2 separate regions of the Homo sapiens genome follow, and region 2 is linked to region 1. The links are chromatin contacts, found by Hi-C or POLR2A ChIA-PET in ENCODE. All regions are on one chromosome and are shown on one strand. The core of a region is the stretch at or near the end of the contact, and the rest is flanking DNA. Distances in the headings are between cores, read along the strand shown.

What was found. A loop is a pair of places that touch in the nucleus more often than their neighbours do. ChIA-PET counts read pairs that join two places held with the same protein, here RNA polymerase II (POLR2A). Pooled maps may share reads with other maps.
Region 2: a loop to region 1 is called in a map of CD4-positive, alpha-beta memory T cell, with 15 times the contacts of the local background. The contact joins the promoter of FAM83D here to the promoter of RALGAPB in region 1. A Hi-C loop is called at or near these places in 1 of 168 maps with a recorded cell type or tissue (CD4-positive, alpha-beta memory T cell), 1 of 37 single-sample maps with no recorded cell type and 9 of 50 pooled maps. POLR2A ChIA-PET finds 5 or more read pairs at or near these places in 3 of 52 experiments (Caco-2, WTC11 and activated T-cell).

What each region holds. Positions count from the first base shown.
Region 1 is chr20:38,471,012-38,475,548 of GRCh38, reverse strand. RALGAPB (Ral GTPase activating protein non-catalytic subunit beta) reads right to left here and starts at 2,706. Exons shown (of 30, transcript NM_020336.4): 1 at 2,480-2,706. RefSeq lists a silencer at 2,426-2,625 and an enhancer at 2,916-2,985.
Region 2 is chr20:38,923,956-38,928,492 of GRCh38, reverse strand. It overlaps FAM83D (family with sequence similarity 83 member D), which reads right to left and starts at 2,076. Exons shown (of 4, transcript NM_030919.3): 1 at 1,568-2,076. The coding sequence starts at 2,050. RefSeq lists enhancers at 414-503, 1,889-1,988 and a silencer at 2,099-2,458.

The sequences.
Region 1 (4,537 bases), core at 1,457-3,956:
AAAAAAAATCTTTATTGTCCAAAAACCTCCTCATAATGACCTTCACACACATATTCACTAACTTTTGCAAATCCTTACATGGTTTTAAGACCAACCAAGAACAAATCCAATCTGAATTATTGGTCTGCCTTCCTTTAAACTTGTAAATATGGCAAATGGGGCAATGGCAGTTCAGGCATTCTGCAATAAATATGTGCTAAATTTGTCAATTCCTGTGACAACATGATTTTACTCTTCATTAAGTACTTAACGTCCTCTCTCCTGGTGAACAGGACCAAACATTACCAATGGCAATCCCATCTGCTTGTATTTACCAAATACCAACAAGGCAGTGGCATTTAGTGGATGACAACTAAACACTTTTTTGGACAATGAAGTAGGGAACACATGCAAAGGTCTAACAGTAATAAAAAGACTTTCCCTACAGACATGATTGCGTCCGATTGTGATAGAATCAGACATTAAAAATCAAACAATGTTGATTGCACATGGTTAGTTACAGAGTGCCTTGCAATTGGTAAGAACTCAATGTGTGTGTTCAACTGCTGGACAAATTGCTGAACATAACTAGAATACTCACTCCTAAGCAAAAAGAACAAAACTCTATAAGCTGGGAACTACCAAACATCTTTTACAAAAATGGAAATAGAGAAGAATCTGTTCGCAACATGATCTATCTATGACATAAAAGGACCCAAACATTCCACTGAGTAAAAGCTTTGTGAGTCTGTATGTCAAAGCACTGGAAGGAATACAGAGATGAAGAAAACATAGTCCCTGCCCTAAAGCTTCTCATAATCTAGAAGTAGGGATAGAACTACAACTCAGAAAAATAACTGATAAGTTTCACTACGATGTTCCTAAAGAGCAAATTGGAAGGACTCAAGGTGGGTAGGGGTCAGGGACAGAGGTATCTTGAAGGGAATGCTTAAAGCTAATGCAGCCAGAGACAGGAAGAAAAGGGTATGTAGGCCTGGCACAGTGGCTCGCATCTGTAATCCCACCACTATGGCAGACCATAGTGGGTGGACTGCTTCAGCCCAGGAGTTTGAGACCAGCCTGGGCAACATGGAGAAACCCCATCTCTACAAAAAAAATTCAAAAATTAGCCAAGCGTGGTAGTCCCAGCTACTTGAGAGGCTGAGGTGGGAGGACTGCTTGAGCTCAGGAGGCGGAAGTTGCAGTGAGCCAAGATCATGCCACTGCATTCCAGCCTGGGCAACAGAGCAAGACTCTGTCTAAAAAAAAGAAAGAAAGAAAAGAAAAGGGTGTGTATATGCATATAGGAGAGAGCAGAAGTGTGTGCGTTTGGGTGGGATGGCCAGAACGTTCAGAGGATGGTCTAGGCAGACTTCCAGCATATGTAAAAACGACCCAGAGGTTACAGACGCTACACCTATAAGTACTGTATATTTAGGAAAATTGCAAACGAGCAGTTTGCATAAGATGCATACATTTTAAATGTTCCAGATGACTCAGAATCCCTGCAGAGAATTCCATCCCTAACAGTCTTTCACAAGGTGTAGTGGTCAGTCAACCTAAAGATCTCTGCGGGTGGAACCTGCAAGTTTAACAAGCTCCCAGACAATTCTCCTGCACACTTAAGCTGGAGAAAGAGAGATGCTTTTTGAGATGCAGAATTATCAAATTACATGCGGTTCCCAAACTTTGCTGCAAGCTGGAATCACTTGGGCATCTTTAAAAAAAAAATATTGAAGTCTGGCTTTCAACTCCAGACATTCTGATTGTTTTGGTCTGGGATGCCACATGGGCATCAGAAACCTTTACAATTTCCCCCAGGTGATTCTACAGTGTAGCAAAGTTGGAGAGCCACTGCCCTAATTGTTAAGCACTTGGGTCGGATGCTCCGGTTCAAATTACTAGCTATGTGACCTTGGGTAATTAAGTCACCCAACCACCCAGGGACTCAGTTGCCTCGTCAGTAAAATGGGGACAACAATCCTACCTCACAGGGTTGCTGTGAAGTTAGACGTGGAGAACGTAATGGCCTGGCATGATGCCTGGCGGATAAGAAGCGCTTAATGGGGGTTAGCTGTTTACTCCCATCATCAACTCTCCCTCATCAAAGTGTCACTGTGCAATGGGCAGCATCGTCCCCACTGGGCGGCAGCAACTTGCCTAACCTTTCTGCTGGACCAAATTCTTTGCGGGAGTTGTCTAGCTCCGCTCCAGACCCGCCCCCTCCCCCAGGTTGCCAGGAGAGAGCTTCGCCTGGCCGGGGTAGCTCCCAAGGATTAGACCGGGTTTACACAGACTCGACAGCAGCCGCCCACTCCAGGGCCAAGCTTTCCCCGCCCCCGTGGGTCTCCCAAAAATTTGCAGATGAGCTTCCAAAGGCCGGGCCCCTGGAGCACCCAGAGCCGAGAAACAAGCCTCAGCCGTCCCTTGACCGCCAGGTGGGGAAGAGAGGGAAGGAGAGGGGAGGGTCCGGCCGCGGCGGGGCCGGCTGCCCGGTTACCTGAGGCGACGGGCGGGGCCCGCATCGCCGGGGCGGGCGCCGCCGCCGGCCGTCCTCGGCCTTCCGCCTCACGCGACCCGCGCCATAGGGCTGGCGCTTTCACCGCCCTGGCCGGCCGTCCTCAGGCGGTCCGTCAGTCCACCCGTCAGCGACTCTCCCAGGGCGCCAAGGGACGACGAAGGCCACTCGAGCCAGCCGGCTGGGATCTGCTCAGGCAACTTCCGACTGCCAGGGGCGGCGGCGTCAAATAACTCCCCAGCCAAGTGGGCCACTGCGCGTGCGCGGTGCGCCTAATCAGAGCTTTCTACGGGGCTGAACCGGTGGCGTCAAATAATTCCCGAGACACAGAGCCGGAAGCTGCGCCTGCGCAGCTATCCCAGATCGCCGCGCGGGACGCATTGCGTTCCTCCCATTCCGGATCAAGTGGAGAGGGAGGAGTGAAGTGACGGATGCACCTACCTCATCGCGGCACAGAGGAGGCGCTCTACCTGCGTCCTTAGGAATCTTACGGCATCCACTCTACCTGCTTTCGGTGCAGACGGATAAGGGGCTTCTCTGCAAGATTCTGGCTCCCACCTAGGTTCTAGGAATTTCTCCCATCCCACCATTACAGCACTCTTCCTCTGAAATGATGCCCTTTGCTCGCCGCCGTCTTATTACACGGGCACAGCATTAATTATGAACAGTGCTCTATTCCAGGCCCGGTGTGGGTTACAAAGGTGAATCGAACATAAGATTTAGAGCCTCTCATTAAAGAGCTGAATCTGATCGAGATAAGACAGTAGTAATAATACTAAGAGATACTACTTCGAGCACCTGCCATGCGCTAGACATTTTGTAAACAGTACCACTTTCAATAATTTGCTTTCACTTCAACGAAGAAAATAATACCATTGGAGAGGTACAGCTTAAGTGCTTTGAGAATCTAAAGGAGGAAACTTGGACTGAGAAAGAAGAGGAGGGAGGGATGGTGGAATTCTTCACGGAGGACCTGGCCTTGAGACTGACCTTGGGTATTGAGAGAGGGAGGAGGGGTCAGGGTGTTGAGTAGAGGTGAAGGCACGGTTGTCTGAAAAGCAGAAGGGAGCAAAGAAGATTCTGACTCCTCACCTCAGTTAGAAGAGACTATGGAGGAATGAGTGATAAGGGAACTAGTATCCTCACAGAAAGGGTAAAACTGAAGAGTGTTTCCTCAAGACCACACCTCACCCCCCAGAAAAATAGCTACAGGAAGGAAGAGGGAAAAGGAGGGTAAGAATGTGCTAGGACAGGAACGAGGCTATGTCCAGGACACTGGATCCAAGCAATACATTTCAATTAAACACAGTGTGACAAATTATGTAGTTGGCTAACTCAAGATCTATTTCAACCACTCCCTTGCCTTTCTATACTACAGGGGCTGAAAAGCAAAGCACACAACTCTCAACTTTCTTTGCTGCTAAGGGTGGCAGTGAGACAAAGTCCTGGCCACTGAGATGTAGGCAGAAGTATCAAAGGAGACCTTCCCTTCCTTCTTCCCTTGGAGAAGTTTGTGTCCTTCACTTTTCCCCTGCTTCATGCTTGGAACTGGGTAACACCTGGGAGCACAGCAGCCTAGAGGCCATGAGGAGGGCTGTGCTGAGGAAGGTGGAGCAGAAAGACAGGAGCCTGTTTGTTTAAGTCATACTCAAGCAGCTACACAAACCCTGTACTACCTTCCTGTCTTATCGGGATGAGGGATCTTATATATACCAGAGTTTGTTGAGTTTTATGTTACTTGCAACCAGATGCATTCTAACACAATTAATACTGAACCCCTGTAACAGACAAGGGAGGGGTGACTAACTGGAAGAACAACGGGTGATGGGAATTGGAAAAGTGACAGGCACAGAGGATGGGAAAGCTGTCCCAAAGCCCTTGGGGAGATGATGAAAATACAGCTATCACCCTTCTAGTGGTTTCAATTCATTCCTGAAATTCTGCTTCTAAGTGGAAAGCTGTTAAATTTTTCCCATTAATTAAAATGGGCAAAATTGTGTTCAATTCCAGCCTAAGGCACCTAAATATTTTTAACAGAAA
Region 2 (4,537 bases), core at 827-3,326, 450 kb before region 1:
TAATCTTTTCACTGAACCCGCAAGGAAAATGTCTGCTGCATCAAAAAACCCTCAGTCCACCCAAAGCACCTCAGGGCTGGTAAGAGCCTAGCTGCAGCCCACAACCACTCCCTCAAAGGCAAGGCACTAGGTCACTGTATCCACTACCACTGAAACCCCACCAGTCAGGGAAAGAACATTAAGAACATTGGTGAGAGTCGGGGCTTGGACATGTCAACCTGACAATGCACTGGTATCTTCACCCACACTCAGACACACTCAGGTACCAGCCCTAACAAGTCTTAACATGGCTGGGGCTTTATCTGCCATGTCCCTGGCACAGGCAGATAGCCAGGGAGCTGGGCACTGCCAGTCAGCAAGCAACCTGACCATGGCTCCAGACCAAGGTGTCTGCCACGACACTCTATGTGCCACACCCACCTGCAGGCTGCCTTCTTCCTCCTTGATCCCCAGCACCCTGCTGCAGCTTTATCGAGGCTGGCAAGCAGACAAGACCTCCATTGCACCCATGACCATGCCATACTAAGAGTCAGACAGTAGGACCAAAACCCACTATGAATACAGAAGCCGATCTAATGCAAATGTATCTGCATTTTAGGAGACCACTGCAATCTGGCACAGACCCAGCCTATGGAAAACAAACCCCTTGCCCCAGTTTCCCCTCCAGTCTCTGGCAGTAGAAAAAGCGGCAGGGGGCCGGGTGCGGTGGCTCACGCCTGTAATCCTAGCACTTTGGGAGGCCGAGGCGGGTGGATCACCTGAGGTCAGGAGTTCGAGACCAGCTTGGCCAACATGGAGAAACCCCGTCTCTACTAAAAATACAAAAATTAGCCGGGCGTGGTGGCGGGCACCGGTAATCCCAGCTACTTGGGAGGCTGAGGCAGGAGAGTCACTTGAACCCGGGGGACGGAGGTTGCAGTGAACTGAGATCCCACCACTTCACTCCAGCCTGGGCAAAAGAGAATCTGTCTCAAAAAAAAAAAAAAAAAAAAAAGACAAGAAAGAAAAAGCGGCAGGGCTCTCACTTTGCCACTCTCGTGTTTATCTGCTTTTTACAGCAAAAGATGCATGAAAGTAATTAGCAATAATAATTGCTTCCTAATGCCCCGTAGTTGTCTCTGGAGACCATCTTTCTGGAACTTTCCCTGCGTAAGTTCTTTGGTAATGAGTCTCCTAAGAAGCTCCTGAAAGTGGGATCTAGCGTTGGCTGACAGACAGGGAAATAGGCAATTTTCCAAGTTTGATTTTAACTGAAATTTGGAACTCAGAGTACTTCTGGTCCCTCCTTCAGGGATATGAACGTTAGGAGATGGAACCCGGGCACAATTCGCATCCTTGGGAACCGAGGCTTTCCCACTATCCCCTGCCACGAGGAGCGGCCCGGGGGATCCGGGGGAGACACGCAGAGTGGGGTGTGAGTCGGAGACCCTGGGACCACCTAGCCCGCGCGCGCTTCCGGTAGGGCGCAGAGGAGGTAGTGGCCCCGGCCCGTACTCCCAGCAGGCCTCAATTTCCCATTCTTGAAGGGGGTCTCCCGTGCGACCCAGGGCCCTGGAGGGCCGCTCACCTCTCGCGCCGAGCGGAGCTGCTGGCGCAGAGCGTCCTTGCAGCCGTAGGGGCCACCTTCGCCAGCGCCGCGGGGCTGGAAGTGCGTCTCGACACGCGTGGCGCCGCGGTAGGCGCCCTGGTAGAAGGCGGGCCAGCCAAGCTCCAACAGCGGTGGCTCCAGGTCCGACTGCTCGGGGAAGTAGGTGCCCGAAGAGCAGTCGTGCGAGGAGCCGAACGAGTCCTCGGCCGCCGCCGCCGCCGCCGCGCCCTCCTCTCCCGGCCTCTCCGCCGCGCGCAGAATGGCGTGCACCTCATCGGGGTTCAGGAAACGAGCCAGGCGCTCGCGTCGCAGGAAGGCCGCGAAGGCTTCGGGGCCGCCCGCCACCAGCTCCTCCAGAGCCAGGCGCCGTGACTCGCTGAACAGCTCGGTCGGGTTGGGCGGCCCGCACGGCGACAGGCAGGCGGCGGGCACCTCGTCCAGGCCCTCGGACAGCAGAGCCATGGCGGCGCTCGGACTCGACAGCCCTCGGACAAAAACCGGCGTGCAGTCCCGCTTTATAGGCAACCTTTGAATCAAACAGGCCCGCGCCATTGGCCGCACCTCCCCGCCTCGGCTCTCCCATTGGCTGCTTTCCTTCCAATAGCGGAGCGAGGCGGGGCGCAAGCCTCTACGGCTCCGCCCCCTGATGCGTTATTGGCTGCGATGCTGGGCTTGCTAAGAGGAATTTAAACTTGCAGGGGCGAGGCGGGCCGCAGAGCAGGGACAGAGCGGGGAGAGCCGAGCTCCTGGCCATCCCAGCGCGCCCCCTGCCGGTCGCCCCGCTGCGCGGCCGTGCAAGGCCAGGGACAGTCAGGCCTAGACAACGAGGAGAGGCAGGTGCCGACTCCCGGAGACTCTGGCCACGCTGCTCCTAGGCTCTCAGTGCTTTGGCATGGCCAACCATATCGCCTTTATCACCTGCCTTTAACCATGTATTCATTCATTCAAAGAATACCGGCTCATCGTATTAGGACTGCTCCTTTGATTACACCCTCGGGTAGTCTTCTCTCATTTCATCGATTTTTGCCTTGTAAAACCCCAACCAACCGTGGTTATACCCTACTTTCCACCTGCACCCCGGCAGCCCTACAGGGCTGAAGAAAAAACAAAAAGAGCGTAACCATGCTTACTGACTGGTCATGTTTTAAATTCATAATCCGTAAGACTGCCTGCTAGGAGGCCGGGCGCGGTGGCTCACGCCTGTAATCCCAGCACTTTAGGAGGCCGAGGAGGGCGGATCACCTAAGGTCAGGCGTTTGAGACTAGCCTGACCAACACGGTGAAACCCCGTCTCTACTAAAAATACAAAAATTAGCCAGGTGTCTTGGTGTACGCCTGTAATCCCAGATACTCGGGAGGCTGAGGCAGGAGAATCACTTGAACGCGGGAGGCGGATGTTGCAGTGAGTCGAGATAGCACCACTGCACTCCAGCCTGGGCGACAAGATCGAAACTCCATCTAAAAACAAAACAAAACAAAACAAAAGCAAACAAACAAAAAAACTGCCTGGTAGGCCGCATTTCCCTCATTCTCTCTACCTTTTCCTCTCTGACAGCTTGTCTTCCATGTCAGCAAGAACACAGAAACAGTAAGAAGGGAACGTCCACGTGCGGCCATCTAGTCTACCTTCCTGTCTGCATCTCTGCCCGTATACTGGGCATTGATGAACTGTGCCTGTGCCCATCCAACCCCAACCCCTCTGCCTGGGCATTTCCAGCCCCTCTACTACTCACCAGCATCGCTCCAGCAATCTTCTTCTTTCTCCTGGAACATCAGCTTCCCTCTTTACCGATTCATTTCTATCAGCCTACAAGCATGCTGAAATATTTTTCATCTTAAAACAACCCTCTCTTGACCCTACATTCCTCTAAAGCTCCCCATCTCACTTCTTATTTTTGCAGCATAGAATCTCAGATGTGGCTGGCCATGGTGACTTACACCTGTAATCCCAGCACTGTGGGAGGCCAAGGGAAGAGGATCACTTGAGCCCAGGAGTTTGAGACCAGCCTGGGCAGCATAGTGAGACCCTGTCTTTACAAAAAAATACAAAAGTTAGCTGGGCATGGTGGTGCGCCTAACTTTTAGTGCATGGCAGTGCTCATGATGGTCCCAGCCAGTGGGAAGGCTGAGGCAAGAGATCACTTGAGCCCAGGAGTTTGCAGCTGTAGTGAACTATGATCACACCACTGCACCCCAGCCTGGGTGACAGAGTAAGACCCTGTCTCAGAAAAAGAAAGAAAGAAAAGAAAAGAAAAGAAACCCTCAAACCAGTTGTCTATACTTGCTGTCTCCAGTTCCCTTCCAGCCCTCTTCAATCAGGCTAAAACCCCCACTGCTTTACCAAAACCTCTTGTCAGGTTCATCATGAGTTCCACAGAGCTAAATCCAACAGTCAATTTTCAGTCGTCATCTTTTTTATGTAAATGAAAAGTGGGTCATAAATGTGAGATGTTACCATTATTATTTAGCAACCAATAACCTTTTTAAATGGATGAATGCCTGCCGCTGTTGAGACGCCTCTCCCTCTCTACCTCTCCTCTCCCCATCCCCATCCCTTTGTGAAGTTTCTCAAGAATAAGTGTGGGGACTTCCATGTGTCCCTGCGCTGGTATCCAGGGTCCGGGAGGCTGCAAGAGAGCACCTTCTTTTTTTTTTTTTTTTTTTTTTTTTTGAGACGGAGTCTTGCCCTGTCACCCAGGCTGGAGTGCAATGGCGTGATCTCGGCTCACTGCAACCTCCGCCTCCAGGGTTCAAACGATTATCCTGCCTCAGCCTCCTGAGTAGCTGGGATTACAGGCTCATGCCACCACACCTGGCCAATTTTCTGCATCTTTAGTAGAGATGGGGTTTCATCACGTTGGCCAGGCTGGTCTCGAACTCCTGACCTTGTGATCCGACACCCTTTTCATCCTCTTTCAAGAAAAACACCAACAAAGTTCTGTGTGGGAC